Regions from separate parts of the Homo sapiens genome. Here all the other regions are linked to region 3. A link is an interaction called in ENCODE POLR2A ChIA-PET data of the cell type or tissue named here. Cell type or tissue: CD4-positive, alpha-beta T cell. All regions are shown on one strand. Each heading gives the region's core, and the rest is flanking DNA. Links, peaks and the distances in the headings are about the cores only.

Region 1 (9,932 bases), core at 2,233-7,232, 220 kb after region 3:
TGGCACCTTCCTTTGTTACATCTGGAATGGTGTAAAACAATATTGTTTGTCTTTGTTTTTTAACTAAAATCTGTCTTCCCTCACTAAGCTGTGAGACCCATAAAGGCAGGAACCAGATCTGCTTTGGATCATCAATGTGTCCCAGAGCTGGCACACCGCCTGGATGTACAAGGCAGACACTTAATATTGGAAGGATGGGAAGAAGGAAAGAAGGAAGGGAGGGAGAGAGGGAGAGAGGGAGGGAGGAAAAGGAAGGAAGGAAGGAAGGAAGGAAGGCAGGAAGGAAGGAAGGAAGGAAGGAAACCAGAGACATATTTTACCCTGATAAGAATTCTCAAAAAACAACCAAATCCCCCCAAACTAGAGTGTGGGTGTTTGGCTATGTCACCCTAGGCTGCTGTCACTAATTAAGACCATATGGGGGCCGGGTGTGGTGGCTGATGCCTGTAATCCCAACACTTTGGAAGACCGAGGCGGAAGGATACTTGAGCCCAGGAGTTTGAGACCAGCCTGGGCAACACAGTGGGACCCTGTCTCTACAAAAAATAAAAAAAAAAATTAGCTAGTCATAGTGGCATGCATCTGTGATCCCAGCTACTTGGGAGGCTCAGGCTGGAAGATCTCTTGAACCTGGGAGGCTGAGGCTTCAGTGAGCCATGATCACACCACTGCACTCCAGCCTGGGCGACACAGCGAGACCCTGTCTCTAAAAACTAAATAAATAAAAGTAAAAAAAAAAAAAAAGAGAGAGAGAGAGACCATATGGGCATCTTCTTTGTTCCCTCTCCCAAGAATGCTCTTTCCTTCCTCTTCATCTCATAGCATGTTGCTTGTACCTCAATCTAGTATTTAGTTCATCTACAGTGGACTTAACTGTTTCCAAGTTTGCCTTCCTCACGAGATGTAGACTCCTGGCAGGAAGAGACCTTGTCCTTCTCAAAAGTGTGTTCCTCAGCCTGCGCCACTTCTGCTCTGTACAAAAGCTGCTGCCTGGGGGGCCTCAGCACAGGCCCATCCACTCTTACCCGGAGCCAGCCTGGACTCTCATCTTTCTACTTCCACCCTCGCCTCTCACACTCAGCCAGGCTGGGGCTCCCAGATTTAACAAGTGAAAATACAGGATGCATAATTAAATTTGAATTTCAGATAAACGACAAATAACGTTTTTTAGTGTAAGTATATGCCATGAAATGTTTGGAACATCTTTTTTTTTTTTTTTTTTTTGAGATAGGGTGTTACTCTGTTGCCCAGGCTGGAGTGCAGTGGCGCAATCACAGCTCACTGCAGCCTGGACCTCCCCGGCCTCAAGCAATTATCCCGCCTCAGCCTCCTGAGTAGCTGGAACTACAGGCACATGCCACCACACTCGGCTAATTTTTTTTATTTTTTGTAGAGACGGGATCTTGCCGCATTGCCCAGGCTGGTCTTGAACTACTGAACTCCAGCAATCCTCCCATCTTGGCCTCTCAAGGTGCTGGGATTACAGGCATGAACCACCACGCCCAGTGCCCACACTTATTCTTAAAAAAGCATTTGCTGTTTATCTGAAATGTAAATTTAATTGGACATCTCATATTTATCTGGCAACCCTAATCCAAGACCTCACAGGTAGCAGGTAAGCTGTGAGAGAAGAAGGTGGGTGGTGGGATGGGAAGGGGACGCTGAGATAAATGGCTCTGCTCTGCACGGTCCTAAGGCTTCAGAAAGCGTGGAATGAGCAGTTACCAGGTGATCGGTGGCGGGGGGAGGTTCTCTCCATCTCTCCCAACCCTCTGACTTTCCCCATTTCCGGTGAACAGCTCCTCAATGCACCATCAGAGTTCTAAGTACCCTGTCCTTAATGCCATGAGTCACCCCAAAGGGACAAGGAACCTTCTCCAAGGACAAGCCTCAGGCTCTTGGCTCCCTCCTGCTTGCTGTTCTCAGGGCTGGTGTGTGCCTGAGACTGTTCATTTCCAAGGATCTACATGCAGGGCTTCACATGCAGGGCAGTTAGGTCCAGGCAGGAGCTTTGAAGATAATAACCAGAGAAATGTTCTGCTTCAGATCTTAGAATCTGGGAGGGGGTGGGGAGTGTGGGGGTGAGGGGGTGGGGAAGGGCTGTGCTGATGTGGAAGCTACTGTGGAGAGAAATGGAAAAACCAAAGAGTGTGGGGTTTCTGTTCAGATGACAGAGCACCCTTCAAGTGCTTCCTGGCCTCATGGCTGCAGAGTGTGAAGGGCAGGGTGCAAGTGTCCATCTCCCTGTGTGCTCCCAGAGGGAGAAACAGAGGGTCCATGTGCTGTTCCGAATGAAACTGGATCTGTATGGCCCTCAACTCATGACCAGAGAGGGTCAGCGACCGCTTGGGATCGCTTTGCACGTGGTTCCCGGGCTGTGTGACACAGGTGGGAACCCGAGGCCGCCTCGTGGGTGCCTGGCCTTCGGGAACAAAGGAAAACATCTGAAGAGGGAGACATAAGGGAGGGGAAGTACGGGGAGACCCACGCTGGGGTGCAGGGAACCAACTTGTACAGGGGGGAACCAAGGGTCTATCAAAGGGGTCAAAGGGGTGTCCAGGCCTCCTGTTGTTATCTGAATAGACCCCCAAGTGCTGCCCAAGTAGTACCGGGTGTGAATGTATGCTTCACGACCTAAACTGGTTTAGCTCAGCAGTTCTTTTTGTTTTTTTGAGACAGGGTCTCACTCTGTCACCCAGGCTGGAGTGCAGTGGTGCAATCATAGCTCACTGCAGCCACGACCTGCTAGGCTCAAGTGATCGTCCCACCTCAGCCTCCTGAATAGCTGGAACTACAGGCACACCATCGCACCTCGCTAGTTCTTCACTGGGGGTCCACAGGGGGTCTGTGAACACTTGCCACTGCAAGTAAAATTGTATGTATCCACTCTTTTCCTGGGGAGAGGGCTTCCATCAGATTCACAGAGGGGTCTGTGGCCCCCAGGAGGCTTAGAACCACGAGTTGGTGAAACCCGGGGAGCAGCTCCTTGGAGGTGGGCCTGGTGAGCCTGGGACTCTCAGAGTCAGCCAAAAAGGAAAGGAGCAAAACATTTCTGAGAGCTGCCCCTGGGCCACACCCCAGCTCCCAGCGGGCTCCCACCCTGCCCCAGAGGACAGCTTCAGAGAGGAGCCTGAGGCCTACCTGGCTCTGAATACGCCGGCAGGGACTGGGCACAGGGAGCTCACCACAGAGTGACGCCAAGTGAGGGAAGCCACAAAGCAACATCAGTGAGTGGGTCTCCAGCCCCTAGACGCCCCCCAGCCATGCAGCCCAACATCCCTGCAACCTGCTAACACCAGGCAACTCACTAGGCAACTAAGTGTTGGGAGAAACGTGGATTCACTCATTCATTCCTCCTAACAACCCTACCGGGCAGGCAATTTGAACCTTCACACTACAGATGAGAAAAGCAAGCCTAGAGAAGTGAAGGAGCCTGTCCGGAGTTACGTGGTGACAGCCAGTAACCGGTCCCAGGGAATGTGCCCCCAGTGCCTAAACTCTAAGCTGCTCTCTTACACAATCTCTCAGGGACATGAGTTCTGAGGTGCACCAATGACCAGAGATGGAGTTAGCAACTCCCTTTGTTCTTCCTCTATAGGATCCGCCATACCAAAATCAGCGACCTGATAAATAAGCAAGGCTTTTCAAAATGAACGCCACTAAAACTCATCATGGCAGGTAAAATGGGTTCGTAAAGATGCTATGCTTGGCTCATAAGTTAATTTCCAAAGAACGATTCCAACCCCTTCCCAAACTGCATCTACAGGTCAGCAATGACCCACGTGGACAAGCCTGGCCAAGCTCATGGCCATTGCCAAGCTAGGGCCAGCACACTGCACTAGCTGCTCCCTGCTTGCGTATCCCCTTTCCACACACAGGGAATGAGCCCTCCAGGCAAGGGAGGTGGTGGTGGGGGAGCAGCATTCCTTTCTCCTGAGATTCTGCAATGCAGGAGTGGGTGGGGGACCATAAGGGAAGAGGGGGAAGAAAAGTTCTGATTTGGAAGTTTCCACTGGCTTTCAGGCCCCCTCCAGCTCATCAATGAGTCCTTTCAGGGTTCCCTCTCCCCAACTGAGTTATCACTTCCTGTCCAGCACACTGCACCCATTGATGGGGTATCAGCAAACCCCACCAGATTACACTGGAATTAAGGAGACTGGACATGAATTGAGGAGGGAAGAGGAAGAAGGCTGGAGAGTAGGGAGTGGCTTTCAATCCCATATTCAATGGGATATTCAATCCCACATTGTTGGATTAAGAAAGGATTTGTAATACAGGAAGCTAGGTCACCCTTGGCTTGTCTCATAGGTAGGGCAATGAGGACAATGAGATAGAATTAGGTATTGGGGGCAAGCACACGGTACCCAAGATGACCTCTCCAAGATGACTGACAACCAAAGGCCTGCCAAGAAAGGAGTGGACCCTGGCTGTGAGGGTAGAAGTGAGTGTCTCTTTGTGTTTTTATTGGCCTAAACCAGGCTCACAACCCCGAGAGGAATCTAGAACATCTTGGCTCTACCTGAAAGGGCTGCTGCTCAACTCACACTGATTCTCCCTTCTCTAGTACTTGCCTGTGATCCGCAGAGGTGGGCTCCCTAGTGGCCATGTCTGTGCTAAAAGACCCTCAACTCCCAGCCATACTGATTGGTCCAGAGAGGGCATCTGACCCAAGCCAGACCAATCAAAATCGTCCCTGGGATTTTTCAACTTGGAACTGGGAGTCAATTTCCCCTCTGTTGGGAGCCAAAAGATATAAAATTCTAGAGCTGCTGACAGCCATATTCCTCAGGGTGTGAGGTAACAGAAGCTGAGGGCAGTGCCAGAGGGAAGCAGAGACAAGACAGAGGGAGAGCAGATCCTGGTTTCAGGCATTCCTGAAGCCTCTGCCTCACTGCCCTTCTCACCATGTGGTCGGCTGCACAAGCTTCCCTGGTCCCTCCTTCCAATCACATCTCCTTTGTGTCTAAGCCAGTGCAATTGTAAAACTATCACTTGCAACCCAAAGAGGCCTGACTAACTTAGCTGGCATCAAGGGGGGTGTCTGCAGGGGTAGCTGTGGGACCCATACTACCATTCCCTTGTGAACATGCCTTTGTGTCTTAGAGACACACACCTACCACGTACATGTACAAACTGGGTGGCAAGTGCCTCATTCGGTCAGACAGACACCGTGGTATGTATGCCTAGTTTGTGCCTGTAGTTGAAAAAATTGCTTATTTTCTGTTTCGGTCTTCCCTGAGTGTTTGCTTTTCTTTGCCTGCAATGATGCAGTGGCTTCTGTCTCACCCTGGATGTTTATAGACACACGTCTGGTCAGGCACACAGCACCTCCCACCATCCTCCCGCCTCTTCACCACAGTTTCCTACCCTGCAGGCAAGGGAGGGTGACAAAGCGTTACTGTTAAGACCATCAGAGGAGGCCAACAAAGTCCTGAGTGTCTGCCTGCAGTATGCAAGATTGAGACGAGCCCAGCTCCACCTTCCAGCTTCCCTCCTCTGTCCCTCTGCTCCCACCTGGACTCTGACCCTGACAGCTCTCTTGGGGGCTCCCTGGATAAGCGAGGGTATGAGAGAGGCCAGCCCACCAGAGAGACTTGGGCCACTGTCCGAGCTCTGACAAACTCACCTGCAGGTCAAAGAACTTGCTGTACCTCCGGTAGATAGTCTGGGAGGTGGAGTCAGACCAGGTCACATTGATTATGTATACCTGTGGGAAAAAGGTAAGAGCAGGTGAGCAAGGCTGGATTTCAAGCTGTCTGTGCCAGGCATCATGTAACATGACTGCAGGTGTTCCATATGGCAGGACCACTCTTTTACTCATCTCATCTGTCCCTAGGGGCTAGCACAGTATCAGCTACCATGTAGATGCTACAATATATGTCTAAATACACACACACACACACACACACACATACCCCTAGAGGGATATTTCATCAAATGCCAACAATGATTATCTTAGGAAAGTAGGATCAGAATGAGTGGTTTTAATTTCCTTCTTTTTATTTGTATATATTTCATACAATAAACATAAAATTGAGGTCACTACATTTTTGTTTGTTTGTTTTTGAGACAGAGTCTCATTCTGTTGTCCAGGCTAGAGTGCAGTGGTGTGATCTCGGTTTACCGCAACCTCTGCCTCCCTGGTTCAAGCAATTCTCCTGGCTCAGCCTCCCGAGTAGCTGGGAATACAGGTGCCTGCCACCATGCCTGGCTAATTTTGGTATTTTTAGTAGAGACGGGGTTTCGCCATGTTGGCCAGGCTGGTCTCGAACTCCTGACCTCAGATGATCCACCTGCCTTGGCCTTCCAAAGTGCTGGGATTACAGGCATGAGCCACCACGCCTGGCCTTTTTAGATAGCTAATTTCCACTGGTTCACAAACTTTAGAGTGAATGAGACTCTATAAGAGGCCCTCCGAAATTGCAGGTGGACCCCGCTCTCTGAAATTCTGCAGACCTGGGTTTTGAGGGCTCGGATGTTTACACTTTTAACAAACCCCAGCTTGTTTTGCTACTGTGGATCCTCAGAACTCACTCTGAAATGCCTTTCAGGAGACCAGAAGTGCTCAGAGATGTGTGATTCATCTCAGCATCCCTGTCTTTGCTCAGTGCCTGGCACAGAGCAGGTGCTCAGAAAACACTTTGCTATGTTGAACAAACACACTGGTCTTCTGGATGAGAAACGGATTTGAAGAAGAGGCGTTAGCACGTGGGAGACTGGAAAAACTTTTCTCTTTGGGAGCCTCACAATGAAGGCATTTCAGGGCCAGGCTGTCACCCCGGTTCCCAAGTCTCCATCAGGCTCTGCCAGAGCTCATGCCACTCTGGAAGGCTGAATTGACTTAGGAATCCTTGGAGAAGGAGAGAAAGCCCCCAGTCCACACAATCTGGCCTGCTCTTCCCACTATTTCTGTCCTTCCTGGGAAAGGCCTGAGTTAGAGGAATGGGTGCCCTCCCACAGCCTCAGGGCTTTTCTGTTGAACTTCTCCCTGGGAAGGACACCTGCAGGGGTGTCTCCAGGAGGACAGTTAAGGGAGGGCACTGATAAGACACAGGTAAGACCTCTGCCCCCTTTCCTCCCTCAGGAGAGAGGCAATGGCTGTAGGTCCTCAATGGTGGTTCCCAGGCCAGGGTGCCCTTTAGGATCACCTGGGGCCGGGGGCAGGCTTCATAAAAATTCAGATTCCGGGGTCTCTGCCTAGTCACTGTGTCCTGTAGGTCTGTAGGGGTGGGGCTGGGGGGACTCTACCCTAAGAATAAAATAGCCAGTGAGGCCAGGGATCTGGGCCAAGATGAGGAGGAACGTTAGCAAAGAGAAGTGGCATTTAGACACCTTGCCATCAGACTGGCCCACCTCCCAGGTGCCTGGAACAGGGTTTGCCACAGGCGTGGTGAGGCTTTGTGCTTGGCTGCTCCGGTGATACACAGGAAAATGAGCTGAATCCAGTCTCTTCTCCCTTCCTATCTCTATGACACAGAGGCAGACTCATGCCATGGCGAGTTTTTTCTGAAACGCAACCAAGGAGAGGGCCATAAAGCCAAAGCAAACAGGTCTGAGTGCTGCCACCCAGAGATGGGGCATTTATGACATGTGGCCCTGATACAGAACATAAGGTAAAAGGCCACCCCTATCTTCATCAGCTCAAAATAGACTATTGGCTATTATTATAATAAATGGGGGTATGCTTTGCTTTACATCATATGTAAATAGGTATCACATGATACATTGTAAAACCATTTTGATAACTTAATGTTACCTAATGTTTAAGCAACTAAATGTAACTAGTTACCAGTACAGCATAAAGCATGTATATGCATTAGCTCATTTAATCTTCAGCCCAATAAGGTAGCTACCACTGTTATTCCCATATTGTACAAGAAGAAGGTGAGGCTCAGAGAAGCTAAGTAACTTGCCTGAAGTTACACAGCTAATAAATTACAGAGCAAAAGATTTGAACCCAGGTCTAGCTGAGTTCTAATACCTATGCTCTTAACTGAACTGGACTATCTCCCTGTACATAAATTTATCTAAACTGAACTACTTTGATCAGGACTGAATGACATTGTCTACCAAAAAGTATCTGAAACAAGTCTCAATCAGTTTAGAAAGTGTATTTTGCCAAGGTGAAGGACACACCTGCGACACAGCTTCGGGAGGTCCTGATGACATGTGCCCAAGGTGGATGGGGTACAGCCTGCGTTATACATTTTAGGGAAATACAATACATCAATCAATACATATAAGATTTACATTGGTTCCATCTGGAAGGGTGAGACAACTCTAAGTCGGGGACGAGGGGCTTCCAGGTCATAGGTGGATTTAAACATACTCTGATTGGCAATTGGTTGAAAGAGTTACTACCATTAGAAAGGAGTGTCTGGATTAAGATAAGGGTTTGTGGAGATCAAGGTTTTATCATGCAAATGAAGCCTCCAGGCAGCAGGCTTCAGAGAGAACAGATTGTAAATGTTTCTTATCAGATCTTAGGTCTGCATTGATATTGATGCTGCAGGAGTATAATGAATCATGTCTGATCCCCACTTCCTGTCATGGCCTGAACCAGTCTTTCAGGTTCAATGTTAGGGTGCCCGGGCTGAGGAGGGAGTACATTCAGATGGTTGCAGGGGGCCTTCAAATTTTATTTTTGGTTGACATCATCTTTTTTTTTTTTTTTTTTTTTTTTTGAGACGGAGTCTGTCTCTGTCGACCAGGTTGGAGTGCAGTGGCGTGATCTCGGCTCATTGTGACCTCCGCCTCCCGGGTTCACGCCATTCTCCTGCCTCAGCCTCCCAAGTAGCTGGGACTGCAGGCACCCGCCACCACGCCCGGCTAATTTTTTGTATGTTTTAGTAGAGACAGGGTTTCACCATGTTAGCCAGGATGGTCTCGATCTTCTCACCTCGTGATCTGCTTGCCTCAGCCTCCCAAAGTCCTGGGATTATAGGCATGAACCACCTCATCTGACCGGTTGACACCATCTTTTTAAATAAAGGTGTGGGTGGTCTGAGAAGCCTGCGGTGCTCTTGCTGAGGGAGTGCACCTTAGAGGAACATGCAGGAACAAAGGCGCCTTCTAAGAGCCTGAGACCAAGAAGACACAGAACTGGGGGCCCAGACAGAAGCAAATGGTTAGGAATGCTACAAAACCGACTGACGGTGAGGACCCCCTCAAACTCAATGCTGTGGGATTTTCCTGGGGGTTATTACCTACCCTGGTCCCCCTGCTGACTCCTAGCTCCATCTCCCCTCCCACCTGCATCTCTGCTTCCCACAGGCCCTGGGGCAGGAGCAGAGGCTGAGCCCACACCAGGTGCTGTTTCTCTGACCTCCACCCCAGGAGCTAAATGTGAGGAGGGCCCAAGAGGCCAATCCGCCCCTGGAGAGAGGGCTGCATTCGCCTGCAGGACATTAGACATCAGCCTTTCTCCGGAACCAACCAAGCGGAGCCCAGGGGAAGGGCTTAACTGAGGCTTAACACACATCCTCCATCCCACTAGCAATTAGGCTTCCCTTCACCTCCCAGAGAGAATCAATCACAGGCTCACAGCCCCTGGCAGCTGGGAGGATACAGGGAGACCTCTCCTTTAGCAGAGGAGAAACCCAGGGGCCAGGGTGGTGATTTGCCGAGGAAAGGGCATGGCCAGGTAGGAAGCAGCAGACTCTGGAGTTAGCCACATGTGGGTGCAGCACCCTCCTTATTGGCTGCAAGACCCCAGCCCAGCCGCTCAGGCCTTCAGACTCCTTCTCTATACAAAGGACACAACCTTCAGGGCTGCCAGTACTGATGAAAACATGGTTATCACTGGAGTGTGCTCACATCCATTGGTGGCAGAGCTGGGACAGGAACCCAGATGTCCCACTTCCCAGCCTAGCCTAGGACTACTCTGCACATGACCAGAGCATCCCCCCTCGGAAAAGTTCTTTGCCCTCTAC
Region 2 (9,932 bases), core at 2,045-7,044, 760 kb before region 3:
GCCGTGTGTGTCTGTCTGTTGTGTGTGTGCCTCAAGCCCTGTTTTCCTGTGAAGATACTTTGAGTGGCAGCCATTCTCTCCACGTGAACCACACGTCTGGAGCACAGACAGGCCTCTCAAGGTCATTGATCTTACGCATTTACTGTTTACCGAACAAATGTCTGACTGTGTACTCGGGTGTACTCCGCAGCATTGTCGACTGCAGTCCCCTGTGTTTGCCAGAGATACTGTGCTCGAAGTAGAGGTTTTACTCTACTCATCACTGCGATTTGCACATTGCTCCGTGGACACTCGGAGGCCTGCGTTCTGTTCCCTATAAATGGAAGCGTGCTCTGAGCCTGTCTGCCTCCCTCGGCTGCTGCTGGTCCTCAGTACCAGCGCCCGGGGGTGTCCACAACCACTTGGGACAGAAGAAGGTGGAATTTCAGACAGAAGCTTGACTGGGTCTTCAATGACAGGCTTGGACTAGCTGTGGCCCAGACATCGGCCCTGCCCAGAATTGCCAGGAGGAGGCTTTGCAGGCTCTAGAGGAGCCGCAGGGCCTGCCTGCCTCTGGTGAGTCCAACAGGCACAAGCAAGCTGGCGTGTGGCCAGAGGTAGCCGGAGTGTGTCACAGCCCCTCAGATGCCTTTCCTTCCACCTTTTTTTATTTTTTAAGAATCCCAAATAACTCACTGAAGTGTCTCAAAGGCGAACAAGTTTTACCAAAATGAATCCTTTTTCAGTTAACAGATCAAATGGATGAGTTCTGAGCCTCTCAAGTTCCTTTCCCCAGTTAGAGTGGGGAACTGGGCAAGTGTTAACTGTGGGACTCACTGCAGCGTCCTATCCTAAAGGCACGAGAAGACGGAAATGCAACCTGCGGAGCTGGGCTTGGTTCCCAGGTCACAGTTTGGCCCCCGCTACAGGATGCTGCCCTGCTCAGAGAGAGATTTAATAGGGAGCTGAAGGAATCGTTAGGGGGCCAGGGAGATGTGACTGAGGCTGGCTTTCCACGTGAATGAGACGGGGTCGGTGGAGGGTTTGGTGCTACAGCCAGTCAGAAGATTTGCAAATGCGAACACATTCCTGTGTGAGGCACGTTACCCTTTGTCAGTTATTGTGAATATGTGTATTTTAAGCAATAAGATTCAGCTGGTCAGACTTTTCTGGGCAGTCTCAGTGACGCATTTCCTGTGCTGTGATTGTTCTGAAGACAGAGTGGCTCTAACCACTGTGAGAAGCCCAAATAAAAATTGATCCCAAAAATGCTACTGCTCTTTCTTGCTGCACTTTGTTCCCTCTTCTTCTTCCTCAGTCTTCAGGAAATTGCACCTCAAGATCCTAAACCACAAGCACTTTTCTCCACACAGAGACTGAGAGGTTGTCACACAGTCATTGAGGATAGGGCCCTGGGCCAAAGAGAAACCACAGGGCCAAGGGCAGCTGGACAGTGCTGCTGGGTCCACACTCTGTTCTGAGGAGTCCTCCCCTCTCTCTGTCAGGGTGTGTTCCTGATGTTTGGAATACTTTGGAAAGTCCCACAAACAGGCTAAAATCAGATCCCGAGAAAGCAGAGACAAGTTTTGTCAGATACCCTGTTGCTAAAACATGGCTTTTTTTTGAGACACAGTCTCACTCTGCCGCCCAGGCTGGAGTGCAGTGGCGCGATCTTGTCTCACGCAGCCTCTGCCTCCCAGGTTCAAGTGATTCTCCTGCCTCAGCCTCCTGAGTAGCTGGGATTACAGGTGCCTACCACCACGCCCGGCTCATTTTTGTATTTTTAGTAGAGACGAGGTTTCACCATGTTGGCCAGGCTGGTCTCAAATCTCCTGACCTCAGGTGATCCGCCTGCCTTGAGCTCCCAAAGTGCTGGGATAACAGGCCAGCCACCCTGGCCTGGGACTATAGGCATGAGCCACTGTGCCCAGCTATTTTTTTATTTTTATTTTTTAAATAACAGAGATGGGCTGGGCGAGGTGGCTCACGCCTGTAATCCCAGCATTTTGGGAGGCCAAGCTAGGCAGATCACTTGAGCTCAGGAGTTTGAGACCAGTCTGGGTAACATGGCAAAACACCATCTCTACAAAAAATACAAAACTTGGCTGGGTGTGGTGCTGTGTGCCTGTGGTCCCAGCTATGTGGGAGGCTGAGGTGGGAGGATGGCTTGAGCCCAGGAAGTGGAGGCTGTAGTGAGCTGAGATCACACCACTGCACTCCAGCCTGGGCAACAGAGCGAGACCCTGTATCAAAAAAAAAAAAAAAAAAAAAGAAAAAAACTATATGTATGTATATATATATATATATAGAGAGAGAGAGATAGGGTCTGACTGTGTTGCCCAGGCTGGGCTCAAGTGATCCTATAGAGTCTAACTATGTTGCCCAGGCTGGGCTCAAGTGATCGTACTGGCTTGGTTTCCCAAAGTGCTGGGATTACAGGTGTAAGTCACTGTGCCCGGCCAAAACATGGCATTTAAAAGAAAGCAAGCACTCTGAGAGATCTTTTTTGTTGATATGATAGACATGGGGGTATATGCTTGGCCTTGGAATTTAACACACAGTATAATGTATCGAGTTGCCCACTTTCTGCCCAGCACTGTGTCAGAGGCTCAGGATAATGTCAAAGACATAGAAGATGAGGCCTCTGCCCTCCAGAACTTACAGTCAGAAAGACAAAACATGGCCGAGCATGGTGGCTCATGCCTGTAATCCCAGCACTTTGGGAGGCTGAGGCGGGTGGATTACCTGAGGTTAGGAGTTCGAGACCAGCCTGACCAACATGGAGAAACCCCGTCTCTACTAAAAATATTAAAAAATTAGCCAGGTGTGGTGGCATGCGACTGTAATCCCAGCTACTTGGGAGCCTGAGGCAGGAGAATCGCTTTAACTCGGGAAGTGGAGGTTGTGGTGAGCTGAGATCGCACCATTGCGCTCCAGCCTGGACAACAAGAGCGAAACTCCATCTCAAAAAAAAAAAAAAAAAAACATACTTGTGTGAAATAGTTAATTAACAATATAAGTTAAGTTTGAGGTGAAGTGAATGGTACAGATTTGGAGCTTTTCAGGGAATAGTGGGAGGTAGTTTGAGGTCTTGAATGCCAAGCAAGAGGTCTCGGAGCTGATTTTAGGTAGTGAGGAAGCCACCAGTGTGCCAGAATCTGTCATTGTGGGCCAATGATTCTTTCCTAATACAAGGAGAGTTCCTTTGTTCATTTTACCATCTGCTTAAGACTGACCTCTTAGGTGTAAGTGCTTTTTTTTTTTTTTTTTGAGATGGAGTCTCGCTCTGTCGCCCAGGCTGGAGTGCAGTCGTGCCATTTTTGCTCAGTGCAACCTCCACCTCCTGGGTTCAAGTAATTCTCCTGCCTCAGCCTCCCAAGTAGCTGGGATTACAGGTGCCTGCCATGACGCCCAGCTTATTTTTGTATTTTTAGTAAGGATGGGGTTTCACCATGTTGCCCAGACTGGTCTCGAACTCCTGGCCTCAAGTGATCCACCTGCCTCAGCCTCCCAAAGTCCTGGGATTACAGGCGTGAACCACTGTGCCTGGCCAGGTATAAGTCCTTGTTTGAAGAACAGCTTGCTACTTCTCTGCCCAGGGAGGACACCCCTACCCAGCAAGACTGCAGATGGGCAAAGCAAGGTAGTACACATCCTAGGAACCCTCCAGGAAGGGGTTCCTGCCTCCATAAGTGGAGTGCTCACTGGTGGGCTGGCACCCAGGGGGTGCTGGCAAGTGAGTGTTGTCCTCCCTAGGCCCTGGCTTGCCCAGCAGTCAGCGCTGTTTTTTCTGAAGGCCAGTTTTAGCCAGACATGCCGCCACCCCTGTCTTTGACCCTCTGGCAGAGGACATTCCTGGCCTCTCGGTGACACTAGTGGAGTGGTTGCTGACTTGTTCTTTCTAAACTGTTGGGTTCCTTCAGGCAACCCCAGTAGGGCCATGCTAGCATCTAGAGACAGTTCTGTTCTAAAACCACGGGAAAGAACTGGGAGTATATCATTCTTGCCTTTGAGCTAATATCTGAGTGGCACAAAAACAAAATGGTGTAACTCTTAGGGGCTGGTTGCCAGAGGCTGTGCATGTACCCTGGGTGCCCAGGTCTAGAGGGGACACCATGCCATTGAACCCCAGGCTGGTGGGTCACTGAGTTCCTCATTTCTGTAATGAAGTATGACGTTGTTTGTCTCTGTTGCCCCATGTGACCAAGTGCAGATGGCGACAGTACCAACGCCCAGAACTGCAAAACAGAGTACTTTTGGTGAACAAGAATTTCAAGAAACTCCACATTCTTCAGTTTCCTGTTTTCAGCCAGGGGCGAAAACCGGGGTTTGACTCGGAAAAGGAGGGAGAAGTGGGTTTGGTTGGTAGCTTCTTGCTGAACCTGCTGGGAAGGGTTGTGGGTCTTGGGAGGATTTGGGTTCTGGCCTGGGGGCAAGTGTGGCCTCACTGAAGAGCTGAGCCTTTACTGAGCACCTAGCAGGTGCCAAGGCATGAGAATTCAAAGATGCCTTAGGACTGGCTCCTTTCCTTTTTTTGAGACAGAGTCTTGCTCTGGAGTGCAGTGGTGCGATCTCGGCTCACTATAACCTCCGCCTCCCAGGTTCAAGCGATTCTCCTGTCTTAGCCTCCTGAGTAACTGGGATTACAGATGTGCACCACGACGCCTGGCTAATTTTTGTATTTGGGGTAGAGACGGGGTTTCACCATGTTGGCCAGGCTGGTCTCAAACTCCTGACCTCAAGTGATCTGCCTGTCTCAGCCTCCCAAAGTGCTGGGATTACAGGTGTGGAGCCACCACGCCTGGCCCTGGCTCCTCTTTAGAAGAGCTAATGGTATTCTCGAGAGGAAGGCAGGCACATCGGCAGTTTTAGTACCACATGGAAAGCACCACGAAGCATGTGTGCACAGAGGAGAATCTAGCCAAACTAGGGGATTAAGGCAGGCTTCCTGGAGGAGATACCTCTAAATTGAGTTTATCAGGTGAAGAAAGGTGCAAGGGAATTCTAGGCAAATGTTTTTTCTGCAGACTATTGAGTGCTTACTATGTGCCTGGTGCTGAAAAGCACAAAAAAGCATGGGAGGCCTAGAATGGGAGACTCTGCATGGCATGTAGAAAGCTGCGAGCAATTTATCACTGCATTCTGGGAAGTAGCAAGAGATCAAACTGGAGAGAGAAGCAGGTTGTTTTATTTTATTTTATATTATTTATTTTAATTTTATTTTATTTTATTTTATTTTATTTTATTTTATTTTATTTTAATTTTTTGAGAGGGGGTCTTGCTCTGTCACCCAGGCTGGAGTGCAGTGGTGCAATCTTGGCTTACGGCAACCTCCGCCCCCCGGGTTGAAGTGATTCTCCTGCCTTAGCCTCCTGAGTAGCTGGAATTATAGGCGCACACCACCATGCCTGGCTAATTTTCATATTTTTAGTAGAGATGGGGTTTTGCTATGTTGCCCAGGCTGGTCTCAAACTCCTGAGCTCAAATGATCCTTCTGCCTCAGCCTCCCGAAGTGCTGGGATTACAAGCGTGAGCCACTGCACCTAGCAAAATATTTTAATTTAATTTGTCTTTATTGTTTTGTTGGTTGACGGTTTCCACAATGCCAGTCTTGTGTGAGCATCTTAGCTACATTTAAAAAAAAAAATTAGCCTCAGGCCGGGCACGGTGGCTCACACCTGTAATCCTAGCACTTTGGGAGGCCGAGGTGGGCGGATCACCTGAGGTCGGGAGTTCGAGACCAGCCTGACCAACACAGAGAAACCCCGTCTCTACTAAAAATACGAAATTAGCCAGGTGTGGTGGTGCATGCCTGTAGTCCCAGCTACTCAGGAGGCTGAGGCAGGAGAATCGCTTGAACCCGGGGGGCTCAGGTTGCAGTGAGCCGAGATCACGCCATTGTACTCCAGCCTGGGTAACAAGAGCGAAACTCCATCTCAAAAAAATAAAAAAATGTAGCCTCAAAACAGGTCTCTGAGGTATATAGGCTGCAATTATTCCTGCTTTATTAATGGGATTGTGGCATCCAGAGGACTTAACTAACTTTATAAGATCACATAGCTAATAAGTGGCAGAGCTAGGATTTGAAGCCAGGTCTAATGGCTCCAAGGCCAATGTAATAACCAGAAGGCAGGACAGTGAAGAGCTGTAATGTAGGTACTCACAAGCCACCTGAAGAACTTGTGACTTCTTCCTCTCTCTCTTCTCTTCTCTTTTGGCCCAGGCTGGAGTGCAGTGGCACAATCTCAGCTCACTGCAGCCTCAACTTCCCAGGCTCAAGTGATCTTCCCACTTCATCCTCCCCAAGCAGGTGAGACTACAGGCGCACACCGTCATGCCCAGCTAATTTCTGTATTTTTTGTAGAGACAGGATTTTGCCATGTTGCCTAGGCTGCTCTTGAACTCCTGGGCTCAAGCGATCCACCTGCCTTGGCCTCCCAAAGTGCTGGGATTACAGGCATGAGCCTTGTAATTTCTTTTCAAAGGTGAGGGAGAACTAGAGAACAATATATTGAGCTAAGAGTAACATGGTGAAAGATGAAACAGACACCATTTCCTCAGGAGCTACCCTATCTCCTCTTGCTCCAGGGGGCAGACCCCCCCACACCCAGCCAGGCTTCACCTCCAAGAGCAATTCAGTGCTAAAATGGCGTCACCCCTGGGACAGGTGATGCTGCTTGCCACCAGTATTCGGACCAATGTCAACTTCCAGGGACGGTGTAACCCCTTGGAAACACTGTAAAATTCTCAGGAGTTACAGTTTGGATCTTCTTTGTCTCTTTTCCTTGAAAGAGTGTTTTTGTTCTTCCTCCAAGGTGATGAAAGTACAGCTTTCTGTGTTTGTGAGGGGAGAAGAGGATTTTTGTTTGACCTGAAATTTCTCCTCACTCTGTTTTGTTTGTTTTTGGCTTTTTTTTCTTCCTTTGAGATGGAGTTTTGCTCTTGTCGCCCAGGCTGGAGTGCAGTAGCGCAATCTTGGCTCACTGCAATCTCCGCCTCCCGGGTTCAAGTGATTCTCCTGTCTCAGCCTCTCAAGTAGCTGGGATTAACAAGCACCCACCAACACACCTGGCTAATTTTTTGTATTTTTAGTAGAGACGAGGTTTCGCCACGTTGGGCAGGCTGGTCTTGAACTCCTGACCTCAGGTGATCCGCCCGCCTCGGCCTCCCAAAGTGCTGAGATTACGGGCATGAGCCACCACACCTGGCCTCTCCTTACTCTGTTATAAGCCTGTTCCTCACCATAGCTTCAGATTCCCTTCATTTCATGTTTTTTCACCAAGAAGGCTCAAGAAACCCAATCCCACAGAAACTGTGACGGAACACCTGTGCTGGAGCCGTGAGTTTGTCTTTGGGTTCTCCACCCGCTGCCCGGCAGTCCATCAGCCCTGGCTCTGCGGGGACGGAGTGGGCAGGTGGCAGGCCAGGGGCTGTAGTGGGCCCTGCAGGGATGGAACGGGGAGGGTGGGTTCCCCAGGGTTCCATCCTGCGGAGGGACTCATCTGCACACACCCGCTCCCCCTCCTGACCAAACTGGTGGCTTTTGGGGAGGTTTGTATAAAACCCTGAGAAGGACTCATTTCGTGGGTTTGGATATAGACAACGACGAGAAACCCAATATTTATCAAGGCACTAAATGTATTTCATAGGTTCACATTTCATCCTCACAGTAACGCTATGACACAAACATCCCAGTTCCCTACCACCCGCCCCCGCCATATTACAGATGGGAAAACCAAGGCTTAAGGCCACCTAAGGTGTCCATGGCCACGCAGTCTGTAAATGACAACACTGGGAGGATTTGTCTCTGCAACCTGACTTCGAGTCATTTGCATTCCCGTCTGTGTGGGACTCTCCTGCCCACACACTCTTTTCTGCCTCTCATCCTCACCAGAGCCTCGGAAGATGGGCAGCGCAGGTGTTAGGTTCCCCCACATTATCCATGGGGAAATTGAGGCTCAGGAAGTTAGTGATGGGCCTAAGATCCAGGGTCAGGAAACGGGAGCTGGGGCAGAGCACCGGGGTGGTCTGGGTCCAATTTATCCGTTGCGCTTCCCACCCCACTGCACGGCCTCTGTGACTGGATCCCCACCCTCCAGAGAAGGGCGCTAACATCTACGAGTGTGACTGCAGAGAGGGCTCCTCATTTGCCTCAGGTTTTGTGGCCACCAGAGGCTGATAGAACATTCACTCACTCTCACCCTCCCACAATAGGGAAGGATTTCCCTCCTGTCAACAAGGAGACTCAGGGGAACTGCTTTTCTTTCTCTTTTTTCTTTTTTTTTTTTTTGAGACAAGTTCTTGCTATGTCACCCAGGCTGGAGCGCAGTGGCGCACTCACTGCCAGCCTTGACCTCCTGGGTTCAATGTGATCCTCCCACTTCAGCCTCCCAAGTAACTGGGACCAGCTGGGACCACAGGTATGTGCCACTACACCTGGCTAATTTTTTGTATTTTTTTGTAGTGATGGGGTTTTACCATGTTGCCCAGCTGGTCTGGAACTCCAGAGCTCAAGAGATCCACCCACCTTGACTTCCCAAAGTGGTGGGATTACAAAGTGCTGGTGTGGTGAGCCACTGTCCCCAGCCCAGGAACTCCTTTTCGTTTTTTGTTTGTCTGTTTTGAGACGGAGTCTTGTTCTGTCTCACAGGCTGGAGTGCAGTGGCACAATCTCGGCTCACTGCAACCTCCACCTAGTTCTAGTGATTCTCCTGCCTCAGCCTCCCGAGTAGCTGGGACTACAGGTGCACGCCACCACACCCCGCTAATTTTTGTATTTTTAGTAGAGACGGGGTTTCACCAAGTTGGCCAGGCTGGTCTCAAACTCCTGACCTCAGGTGATCCACCTGCCTCGGCCTCCCAAAGTGCTGAGATTACAGGCATGAGCCACTTCGCCCAGCCAGGAACTGCTTTTCTTTAAGACAAGCGTGGCCCATTTCTCCTGGGAGGGTTGGCTCTTAATAGCTCACTAGAACTGATTTTTAAATTTTCAGGAATTTTATGAGCTGTTTATATGAAACAGCCAATTTAAAAAACTTAAACCTACAATTGAGTTATATTAAAAACAAAGGTAATAGATACTCAAAACTGATCATTTCCTAGTTATTTTACTACATGTTACTGTTATCTGTGCCCTTGAGGTTATTTACATTTACCTATCAGTATGGTGGAAATACTACATAATGGCATTTACTATGTAATAATAACAACGGTAAAGAACATATAATGCTACTATGTGTCTCTTTCCAACCCTGTTTACTGGCATCACATTGGTAGTTTAAAATTGGTCACGTTGGGAGTATCTACACCACAGTAATCAGCAAACATTACAAATCAAGGCTATTCCGCACACCCCCGCCCCTCCCAGACCTGGTTGTTAAACATTTATTTATCATCACATCACTGGTTAAGGACAGTCTGAGGCTCAGACGGTTAACTGTGGGGTCTTGGCAAAGACCTTCCAGTTTTGTCAAAGATCTGGGCTTCCTTCTGCATAAGGAGATAGAATTTATTTACTATCATTGGGCCAATTAACCAAGTGATTTAGAGCATTTGATTCAGTCCTCTTGAGGTAGGAGGCGGGGCTCGGACATGGAACCAAATTAAGGACTAGCTAAAACAGGTAGGGGGGCAGAAGCAGCTTTCCATGACATGCCTGCCAGTGTGCCATGTCAGTTTACCATTGCCATGGCAAAACCTAGGAGTTACCATCCCTTTTCGTGGCAACGACCTGATGACCTGGAAGTTACTACCCTCATCCTGGAAATCTCTGCATAATCCACCCCTTAATTTGCATATAATTAAAAGTAGATGTCCATATGAGTGCAGCCCTGCCCCTGCGTTGCTCTTCTGGGCACACTGCCTCTGGGTAGCCCTGCTCCACAAGGAGCAGTACCTCTGCTGCTCTGTGCACTGCGGCTTGCTGGCTACCACCACTGCTGCTTGCTGGAATT
Region 3 (9,932 bases), core at 2,543-7,542:
TGAAACAGGAAGGGGACTTCAGCCTTAGTTGGGGATCTTGATCCTAAAGGGGTTATTTACTGTAAAGGAGAGAAGACTCAGAGGGAGCCCCAAGGAGGGTATCTGGGATACATATGGATTCCCACCAGGAGAGTTTTTCTAAGTCATGGTTATTCCAAGGTGGGGAATAGGTAGCCTTGGGAGATGGTAAACTTCCTGACCCTAGGGCCATTCTAGCCTCTAGCTGAGAGATTGGCAGGGATAAATGGATTTCCTAGTACCTTAGTTCCTCGAAAGTCCTGTCTAATCCTAGATACTAAGACTCTGGTAACTGAATTGTATTCAAATATTTTCCTGACTTCGGGGCAGGCATGGTGGCTCACACCTGTAATCTCAGCACTTTGGGAGGCTGAGGCCAGCAGATCACTTGAGCTGAGGAGTTCGAAACCAGCCTGGGAAACCTAGTGAAACCCTGTCTCTACAAAAAATACAAAAATTAGCCAGGCGTGGTGGTGTGCACCTGTAGTCCCAGCCACTTTGGAGGCTGAGGCACAAGAATCGCTTGAACCTGGGAGGCAGAGGATGCAGTGAGTGAGCCTAGATCGTGCCACTGCACTCCAGCCTGGGGAACAGAGCGAGACCCCGTATCAAAAAATAATAATAATAAAAAAAACATGTCCTGCCTTTAAGCCTTGCCCCTTCCACTGACTCTTGGCTCCCAGGGCCCAGTTCCTGGCTCCTCCCTCTCCCAGACTCCCTGCCCAGGGCTGGGCACACAGTAGGTCAGTGAGTAGGGCCCCCAGCACCACCTAGAGGAGGGGAAACACATGGCCGGGACCTCCCTGCCCTGGCAGGGTCTGCTTATTTTTGCTCTGGCCCAGGGTGTTGGTAGAGCCACTGCCGGGCACCAGAACAGGCAAGAGCTGAAGACTGACAGGTTCTTTCCTGAATGATGGGACATGCAAGGGTAGTCAGCTTAGCGGCTTCTCCTCATGGCCTTGTGCCATCTCTGTTCCCATCATAAACACCTCCAAAGCAGGTGGGCACGTGTCCCGGCACCGATTATGTAACTTGTTGCTTCCGAATGTGGGGCCACCCCACTGCTTGGGGTGAGAGGTTGCCCATCTGGTTTTTCTAAGCCTTACCCATCAAGTGGTGCAGTCTTGGGCCGAGGTTGGTCCCATGGTGTTCTCCCATGGCTTGGGGCCCCAAACACTGCCCTGACCTCTAACTTGGTATCAGCTCACTCAACTGTGACCTTTGCCGTCCCTTCTGCGGAGGGTGTTCTAACCAGCTCCTGTGTCTCGAGTTTCATCTATTTCAGGGCTTCGACACAGCTGGGCTCACTGATGGGATGGTTATTTTGGAGCTGCTGGCTGCCTGCAGCTGCTCCTGACCCTGAGGGGTGGAGAGGGAGAGAAGACAGACTTGGGCTGGGCACTGGCCCTAGGGATTCGTTCCGTTTTTAGCTGTTTCCCAGCAGCTTTTGTCCCTCCCCTCCCAACTCTAGCAAGATTTCAAGCAAGGCTAAAGGGATCCTCTTCCTACCCCCTTCTCTTTGTACATCCTCCACTGTTTCTCCTTTCTTTCTTCTTTATCCTCTCACCTCTACATTTTAGCTGCTGCTTCTTGGTCTTTGGTGATTTCATTCAATGAGTATTTCCTGGGTACCCATCATGACTGATGTGAAATCCTGCATTAAGGTTCAAAAAGCCCATGGTCTGAGGACAGGTGTACCTGACTTTTAGTTGAGACTGTGCTCAAGCCAAGCAAATACTAATATCTGAAGTTATCGGGTAGCTTCTGGGTGCTGGGGGTGGTCCCACTTTACCTCGGATCTTTCCAACAACAACTCAGGGCAGGTATTATTACCCCTATTCTCTAGGTGAGAAATTTGAGGCTGGGAGGAAGGTTGCTTACCCAAAAGCCACCAGCCAAGTGCTGGATCAGACATTTAAACCTAGGCCTGATCCAGACCTGGATCACCCCAAAGCCCATGCACTTTCTTCTGAATCATGTGGCATTTCACATGCCAATAACAACGGCTTATATTAACCTAATGACTGTGCCAGGTCTCCTATTAGGTGCCCTGTGTACCTTACTCCTTTTCATCCTCACAGCGTCTCTTCTAAGGGGAGTATTAGATACAGATTTTATGTAAATCAGTAGATGCTGATTTCACTGCTGAAGAGGCCCCAAGAAGTTCAGCTATTTGTCCAGTCATATAGCCCTGTCATACAGGAAATGGCAGGGCCAGGATTTGAACCTAGACTGATGACTTCAAATTCATTGCACTTAACTGTGCTCCTGTCCTGCCTACTAGTATATGAATGTTGGTTACTGAAAAAAACCTAATGTACTTTTAGGTTGCATTATTAGAAGTATAGCATATATACCAAGGGAGGTGATGGCCACACTATGCCTTGAGCTGGTTGGTGCACATCTAGAGTACTGAGTCTGGTTTTGTTCATTATCTAAGAGGTGGGAAGGTGTGTGGGGACTCTGAGTATTCCCTGAGAATTGTCTTCAGTACTGGGCTGATAGGCAGCTCAGGAGGTAGTGGGTTAAATACAGGGAGGTAGATTTTGGTTTAAAAGAAGGAAATACTCTTTAAAGACAGATTAACTCCACAATGGAACAGGTTGCCTGGAAGTTAGTGAGCACCTGGTAGTGTGCATGTTTAAGTAGAAGGGGACTCCTGAAGGGGCAGAGAGACCAGGATAGCTTGCATCCAGCCCCATTAAGAGCTCTGTTCTGAGGGTCTGCCCAGCCCCAGGAGCTCTGGACTGATTGTCCTGAGGGGGTGGTGTGGGCCCTGTGACAGCTGTGTTCCTGGAGGCTCTGGCTGGACATCTCTGAGCGACCTGATTCCTCTTCTCCCTGCTGTTACTGCCCCTTCCCCTCTCTGTCTCCCACCCTCTGAAGTTCCCAAGGGTCAGTGCCTGGAATCCCAGAGGGGTGAGGGAGCAGGGACTGTTCCCCAGGGTCCAGGTCAGCCCACTGGCTTTCCCCCACTCTGCACCATTTGTCTCTCCTACCTCCCCCCTGCACAGGCCCTCCTGGCCTCTGCCTCTGCCTCTCTGCAGCCCCCCAGCCTCTATGCACCATCACTGTCACAGAGTCAATTCCCTGGAATAATCACATTTTCTGGCCGGCTCCCTCCTCCTCGCCAACACGATTCCAGGAAACCCCAATCAGCCAGGCCCCAGGAGGCTTCTCCAGAGCTTCAGGAGGCTTGGGGGGAAGGGCCCACACCCAGAGCTTTCTGGGGGCCAGACAACACAGTTCCTGGAAGGGGCAGTGAAAGGGTGAAAGAAAAGAGGGAGGTTTAGTGACCATGTCTACATTCAGTTGGAACTGAATTTTGGCCTCTGCTGTCCCTACCAGACCAATCCCCCAAGCTTTGCTGTCATACCTGAGAACCCCAGCCATCCTTAACCCAGTTCCTGAAGAGACAGCACAGATTCTCCCTTGGAGAGGTTCAGGGAGAAGGCCCAAAGGAAGGGATCGGTCCATGGTGCGGCTTACAGTGGCACCAGGCATATTTGGAGAGATTGACTCACGCAGAAAGGCTTCAATAAACAAGGAGAGTCTGGAAGTGAAGAATGCGGCATTAGGAGTTGGACAGACCTTTTTTTCAATCCTGGATCTGCCACATGGCGGCTGTCATAACGCCGCTGAGCTTTATCTGTAAAACGGGAACACTTCCACGGGCTGCCGTAAGGATGAATTGCAGGGGTAATTCATGGAACATGGTGATCACTTTTATTGAAAGTTATAGGACTCCATAAAGCAGAACATAACACAGCCATTAGAAGAATATGGTGTTGGAAACAGTTATTGGCACGGAGAGGTGTTCAGATGCTGGGGATAAGATGGAAGGAGCCCAGGAGTTAAATTTTTGAAAATTTTGAAAAAAGCTACCAGGGTTCTTAGCCTGGAGTCCTTGCCCATGAATGGCTTCATGTAGTTCATGAATGCCGAGAAATTATCTACAGAATTTAGTGAGAATGTTCATTTTTCTGGGGAAAAGGGTCAATGTCATCACATTTTCAAAGTGATGTAGTACATATAAAAGGTAAAAAACAAGTGATGTTTATATAGCATGACTCAATTTTTGCACTAAAAAAAGTAACCAGCTGGGTGTGGTGGCTCACACTTCTAATCGTAGCACTTTGGGAGACTGAGGCAGGAGGATCGCTTGAGCCTAGGAGTTGGAGACCAGATGGGCAACATGGCGAAATACCGTCTCTACCCCAAAAATACAAAAATTAGCTGGGCGCGGTGGTGCATCCCAGCTACTTGGGAGGCTGAGGTGAGGATGGCTTGAGCCTGGGAGGCGGAGGTTGCTGTAAGCTGAGATATCTCCACTGCACTCCAGCCTGGGCCACAGAGCAAGATCCTGTCTCAAAAAAAAAAAAAAAAAAAAAAAAAAAGCCAAACAAACAAAAAACCCAAAAATACAGCCTTTAAAAAGGCCAAAAGATCATACATCCAAATATTAAAAATGCTTTTCTCTGGGTGGTGGGCTTATAGGCGATTGTTTTTTCTTTTTGCTGAACTGAATTTTCTACAAAATACCGTTTTATATTTTGTATAACTTGTATGATTTAAAAAAGAACGATGAGTTTGATTCCCTGTTAAGCCACTTTCAAAAGGGTATCTTGGATAGATCTACTTCTCAGCCTGTGTCCTGACATGGCAATGGTAGCCTCAAAAGGTGATTGTTAAGGTTAGATGAGACAATGTACGCAAAGAGGGTGTCTGTGTGTTTGCTGGGGGGTGGTTGCTCCCTGGCTTTCCAGGATGTTAGGCCTTCGTCAGTGCACTCGACAGACGGTTACTGTTTGTCAACAGAATGCTTGGCGCTGTTCTAGCTGCTAGGGATAAGACGGAAGGAGCCCAGGAGTTAAATTTTTGAAAATTTTAAATTATGAGGAATACAAGTTTACTGTAGAAAATGAGGAAGTACACATATGCATATAGCAAGCACCTGTGAGCATTTGGAAGCATCCACATGGTTTCAGTTTCGGTGCTTCCCCCCACCTATTCCTCTGCTTAAACAGATGTCCTGCAAGAGTCGTTTCTTGACTGTGTTCGCTAATTTATGTCACAAGCATCGTGTGCGCCATTAGCCATCCGGGATTGTAACGGTGCGCGCGTAGGGACCGGACAGCGGGGCGCGCCGGGGCCGCCTCCCGAGAGCCCTGCGTGACACTGCCCCGTGTCTCCCGCGCAGATAGCGAGCTGGTGCTCCCGGACTGTCTGCGGCCGCGCTCCTTCACCGCCCTGCGGCGGCCGTCGCTGCGGCGCGAGGCGGACGACGCGCGCCTCTCGGTGAGCCTATGCGACCTCAACGTGCCGGGCGCGGACGGCGACGAGGCCGCGCCGGCCGCCGGCTGCCCCATCCCGCAGAACTCACTCAACTCGCAGCACAGCCGCGCGCTGCCGGCGCAGCTCGACGGCGACCTGCGTTTCCACGCCCTGCGCGCCGGCGCGCACGTCCGCATCCTCGACGAGCAGACGGTGGCGCGCGTGGAGCACGGGCGCGACGAGCGCGCGCTCGTCTTCACCAGCCGGCCCGTGCGCGTGGCCGAGACCATCTTCGTCAAGGTCACGCGCTCGGGTGGCGCGCGGCCCGGCGCGCTGTCGTTCGGCGTCACCACGTGCGACCCCGGCACGCTGCGGCCGGCCGACCTGCCTTTCAGCCCTGAGGCCCTGGTGGACCGCAAGGAATTCTGGGCCGTGTGCCGCGTGCCCGGGCCCCTGCACAGCGGCGACATCCTGGGCCTGGTGGTCAACGCCGACGGCGAGCTGCACCTCAGCCACAATGGCGCGGCCGCCGGCATGCAGCTGTGCGTGGACGCCTCGCAGCCGCTTTGGATGCTCTTCGGCCTGCACGGGACCATCACGCAGATCCGCATCCTCGGTGAGTGCCCGCAGCTGCGCCTGGGCGTATGCCTTTCCTGGAGGCGGGGACGATCCGGGTAGGAGACAAAGGGCGAGCTCCCCTTCCTCCAGGCTCATGATGGTGTTGCTAAGGAATCACAGACACCTAAGGTGAGTTCTGGGCGGGACTTGGTCATCTTGTCAGTGGCCCTTATATGTCACCTGGGAGACTCACCTGGGGGGTGAGGCGAGGGAAAGCGCGGATTATTGAGTTTGATGCCCAGAATCAGATCAACCCATAGTCTCACAGATACATAAACAGTCCAGAAGCACACAACCCACTGACCACTCAAAAATGAGAGGAAAAGGCCAGGTGCGGTGGCTCACGCCTGTAATCTCAGCATTTTGGGAGGCCGAGGCGGGCGAATCATGAGGTCAGGAGATCAAGACCATCCTGGCTAACACGGTGAAACCCCGTCTCTACTAAAAATACAAACAATTAGCGGGGCATGGTGGTGGGCGCCTGTAGTCCCAGCTACTCGGGAGGCTGAGGCAGGAGAATGGCTGAGCCCAGGAGGCGGAGCTTGCAGTGAGCCAAGATCGTGCCACTGCACTCCAGCCTGGGCGACAGAGTGAGACTCCGTCTCAAAAAAAAAAAAAAAAAAAGGTTTCCCCCAGCAGTTAACTTTTTGAGTCTCGGTTACCATTTCTCCAAAATGGAAATAAAGGTCCTCACCTTTAAGGAAGTTTGTGAGTCCAAATGAGAAAAAAAGGTTGGAATGTCAGTAGTCAGGTGGTGCAGGGTGGTGTCTGGTTGGGGGACTCGGGGGAATCCCTGAGCAGGCAGCCTTGGGGGAAGTGGGGCTGCAGAGTTCTGGGCCTGCCTTTTCTCGGGGGCACAGGGTTTGAAAGGACTGGGGGGATGTGCATTGAGTTAAGAAAAGAAGGGAGGAAGATTCTTTATTGGAAGACTTCTCAGAGCCTTTAATATGCACTTTGATTAAGGAGACGGTGATGGTGGTTTTGGTGTAGAGTTTTTCCATACTAATTTGACCGGAAATCTTTTCACAAAGTGTCTCCTGGTACCTTTGTACCCCAGAGTGAGCAGGTATTCATGCTTTCCAAGTGCCGGTCTTTGAACCAGCTCTGTGAGACTGAGCTGGTTTCGTTAGATTTACCTGGAGGACCTATTAAAGTGCAGATTCTTGGACCCCCCCTCCAGAGATTTTAATTCGGTAGACCTTGGACAGGTTCTGGACATCTGAATTGTTTTTCTTTAGTAAGTATGCTTACCCAAGTTTGGAGACCCCTGGGCCTCACAGCCCCTAGCCTAGACCTCAGCCCAGGAGGCTTGATAGATAAGATAATGTGTGTAGATGAGTGAGCATGAGGTAGTTACTCTATGAGATTGGCGTACTGTGTATAGGCACATGTGAGTAACTGAATACACATATGTTAATGCATGTAATGCTGTTGGCTTGTGAGAGCATGAGAAATCATATAAAAAACATTGGGGACTTCCACCTCTGCAAAGAGACCAAATGAAGATGGAGTGAAACATAAATAAAAAGGAAATGAAAAGCCTGGGTGCGGTGGCTCACATCTGTAATCCCAGCACTTAGAGAGGCCGAGGCAGATGTATTGCTTGAGGCCAGCAGTTCAAGACCAGCCTGGCCAATGTGGCAAATCCCCATTTCTACTAAAATACAAAAAAATTTAGCTGGGTGTGGTGGTGCACGCCTGTAAGCCCAGCTACTCGGGAGGTTGAGGCAGGAGAATCACTTGAACCTGGGAGGCAGAGGCTGCAGTGACCTGAGATAGTGGCACTGCATTCCAGCTTGGGCAACAGTGAGATTCCATCTCAAGAAAAGAAAGAGAGAGAGAGAAAGAAAGAGAAAGAGAAAAATCAAGCAAGCAGGCAAGATGAATCAGGCTTGGGTGAGAATTCAAGATGGAATAAAAAGAAATTAGGCTGGGATGCAAAAAAATAAAAAATAAAAAATAGTCAAGCTGATTTCATTGACCAGGATATACTACTCCTCAGGGCAAGGAAATTACATAAGAGTAAGGTACTTTCTTCCCTCAGCACCATCTAATAATAGCTAAGCAGCTTTCCAGTAAGGCTTCTGTTGCCCAAAGAGGTTTACTAGACTGGAGCAAAGGGGAGGCTTAAAAAAATCCAGATTTCTCTCTCCCAAGAGGAGGATAGGCCAAGGTGGGTGTTGAAGAAGAACCACCCAGAATTCAATATACATTCAACAAAGTGCTCCTGATCTGTTTGGAAAATTGGGCATCACAACCAGCAAATTGGTGTTTGAAGATCCTGACTGACTTCAAAAGAATAACTAACCAGTGGCAATGTATGAAGGGTCATTATTAACCTTATAGAGGAATGCTTGGCTTTGTGGCTAGCCTAAGTATACTAAAAATAGAAGGTTATTTCCTTCACTCATGTGTATCACAAAACATACAGCCAGTTCCATACTTATTGGTGAAACATCAGAAATATTCTCATGAAAGTCAGGAATATAATAGAGATGGCTTACAGATGTTGTTCTGAAAATTCTGGCCAATGCAACAAGGCAAGAAAAGTAAATAGGAGTTGTGAATTCCTGAAAGAAGGAGATGATAATTAACTTGGAAAAATATTAACACAGTAAGAGAAACCCTGTGGGCATCTATTGAATATTCTTAGAAATAATAACACAACTAAATGAATTAGAATAACTACAGATAAAAAAGATCTCATTGGGCACTTAGGTGTGTGCAGGGCATTATGTTAGGATTTGTAGGAGAGTCACAGGTGAATACTATTTCCTGTTCTAAGAAAGCTCATGGGCTGGGCGCGGCGGCTCACACCTGTAATCTCAGCACTTTGGGAGGCTGAGGCGGGTGGATCACAAGGTCAGGAGATCGAGACCACCCTGGTTAACATGATGAAACCCCGTTTCTACTAAAAATACAAAAAAAATTAGCTGGGCCTGGTGGCAGGCGCCTGTAGTCCCAGCTACTCAGGAGGCTGAGGTAGGAGAATGGTGTGAACCCGGGAGGTGGAGCTTGCAGTGAGCTGAGATTGCGCCACTGCACTCCAGCCTGGGCGACAGAGCAAGACTCCGTCTCAAAAAAAAAAAAAAAAGAAAGCTCATGGTTTCACTGGAGAAACAAAACTGGAGTCCTGGGCACAGAACAAATATTACCCCAGCCTTTGTGGTTGTGTAGTTGTATGTCTGTAGTGCATGTGTGTGTGTACTTGAGGGAGTAATGTGGTCTGGGGGTAGTCAGGGCGGCCCAGAGGAAGGAGTTTGAGGACAGCTGTCAGAGGCTCCCTGGACAGCCAGCTCTTTGAAGTCAGGGGCTGTCTCTAGCTTTCTGTCTGCACGGGGCCTGATGCCTGGTAGGTCCTTGGTAAGGATTTGTTGAAGGGAGGAGAGAAGGAAGGAGGGAAAGAGGGAGGCGAGGATTGTTAAAAAGGAGAGGAAGGCCGGGCGCAGCGGCTCACCCCAGCAATCCCAGCACTTTGGGAGCCGAGGCTGGCAGATCACGAGGTGAGGAGATGGAGACCATCTTGGCCAACATGGTGAAACCCCGTCTCTATTAAAAATATTAAAAAATTAGCTGGGTGTGGTGGCATGTGCCTATGATCCCAACTACTCAGGAGGCTGAGGCAGGAGAATCTCTTGAACCTGGGATGTGGAGATTGTAGTGAGCCGAGGTCGTGCCACTGCACTCCAGCCTGGCGACAGCGAGACTCCGTCTGAAAAAAAAAAAAAAAAAAAGGAGAGGAAGTGAGTGACGGAAGGAGGAAGGAGGGGAGGAGAGAATCTATGATCAGAACAAGGTGGGAAAAAGTGAAGGCACTGCAGAGGTGCCATGCAGAAAAGGTGGGTGATATCTGGGGACAGTGGTGAAGAGCTCAGGGCTCCGAACAGGAGGGTGAGGTTGCGGGGCAGGGGAGATGGTAATATACATGCTCCGGCCCAGGAAGCTTTGCAGAAAGCATACATGGGGAGGGGCGGAGGTAGGTGCCAGGCAGGGGCCTAGTTTGGAGCTGCTGTTTTAACAAG

The links. Peaks named below come from ENCODE experiments on the same cell type or tissue, not always from the same donor. Only the 100,000 strongest peaks of a DNase experiment are listed, where the experiment ranks them.
Region 1: POLR2A ChIA-PET joins it to region 3 with 5 read pairs; 1 of 35 experiments calls an interaction of 5 or more read pairs at or near these places.
Region 2: POLR2A ChIA-PET joins it to region 3 with 6 read pairs; 1 of 35 experiments calls an interaction of 5 or more read pairs at or near these places.

Annotation. Positions count from the first base shown.
Region 1 is chr10:103,795,656-103,805,587 of GRCh38, forward strand. SH3PXD2A (SH3 and PX domains 2A) reads right to left here. Exons shown (of 15, transcript NM_001394015.1): 2 at 5,627-5,707. Among named protein-coding and RNA genes, the nearest start is that of SH3PXD2A-AS1, 54 kb to the left of the region's middle. RefSeq lists enhancers at 4,616-5,117, 8,118-8,961 and a silencer at 5,347-5,426. In CD4-positive, alpha-beta T cell, for the core only: no CTCF peak of the experiment used is centred there; a DNase peak (open chromatin) is centred at 5,346; H3K27ac peaks cover 246 bases.
Region 2 is chr10:102,815,015-102,824,946 of GRCh38, forward strand. WBP1L (WW domain binding protein 1 like) reads left to right here. Exons shown (of 4, transcript NM_001083913.2): 4 at 1-1,248. Among named protein-coding and RNA genes, the nearest start is that of CYP17A1-AS1, 13 kb to the right of the region's middle. RefSeq lists an enhancer at 406-939. In CD4-positive, alpha-beta T cell, for the core only: no CTCF peak of the experiment used is centred there; a DNase peak (open chromatin) is centred at 4,177; H3K27ac peaks cover 390 bases.
Region 3 is chr10:103,579,318-103,589,249 of GRCh38, forward strand. NEURL1 (neuralized E3 ubiquitin protein ligase 1) reads left to right here. Exons shown (of 6, transcript NM_004210.5): 4 at 5,219-5,908. LOC124902496 (a long non-coding RNA gene) reads right to left here and starts at 4,426. Exons shown (of 3, transcript XR_007062277.1): 1 at 3,395-4,426; 2 at 3,122-3,267; 3 at 654-1,672. RefSeq lists a silencer at 5,097-5,156. In CD4-positive, alpha-beta T cell, for the core only: no CTCF peak of the experiment used is centred there; a DNase peak (open chromatin) is centred at 5,524; H3K4me3 peaks cover 1,384 bases; H3K27ac peaks cover 836 bases.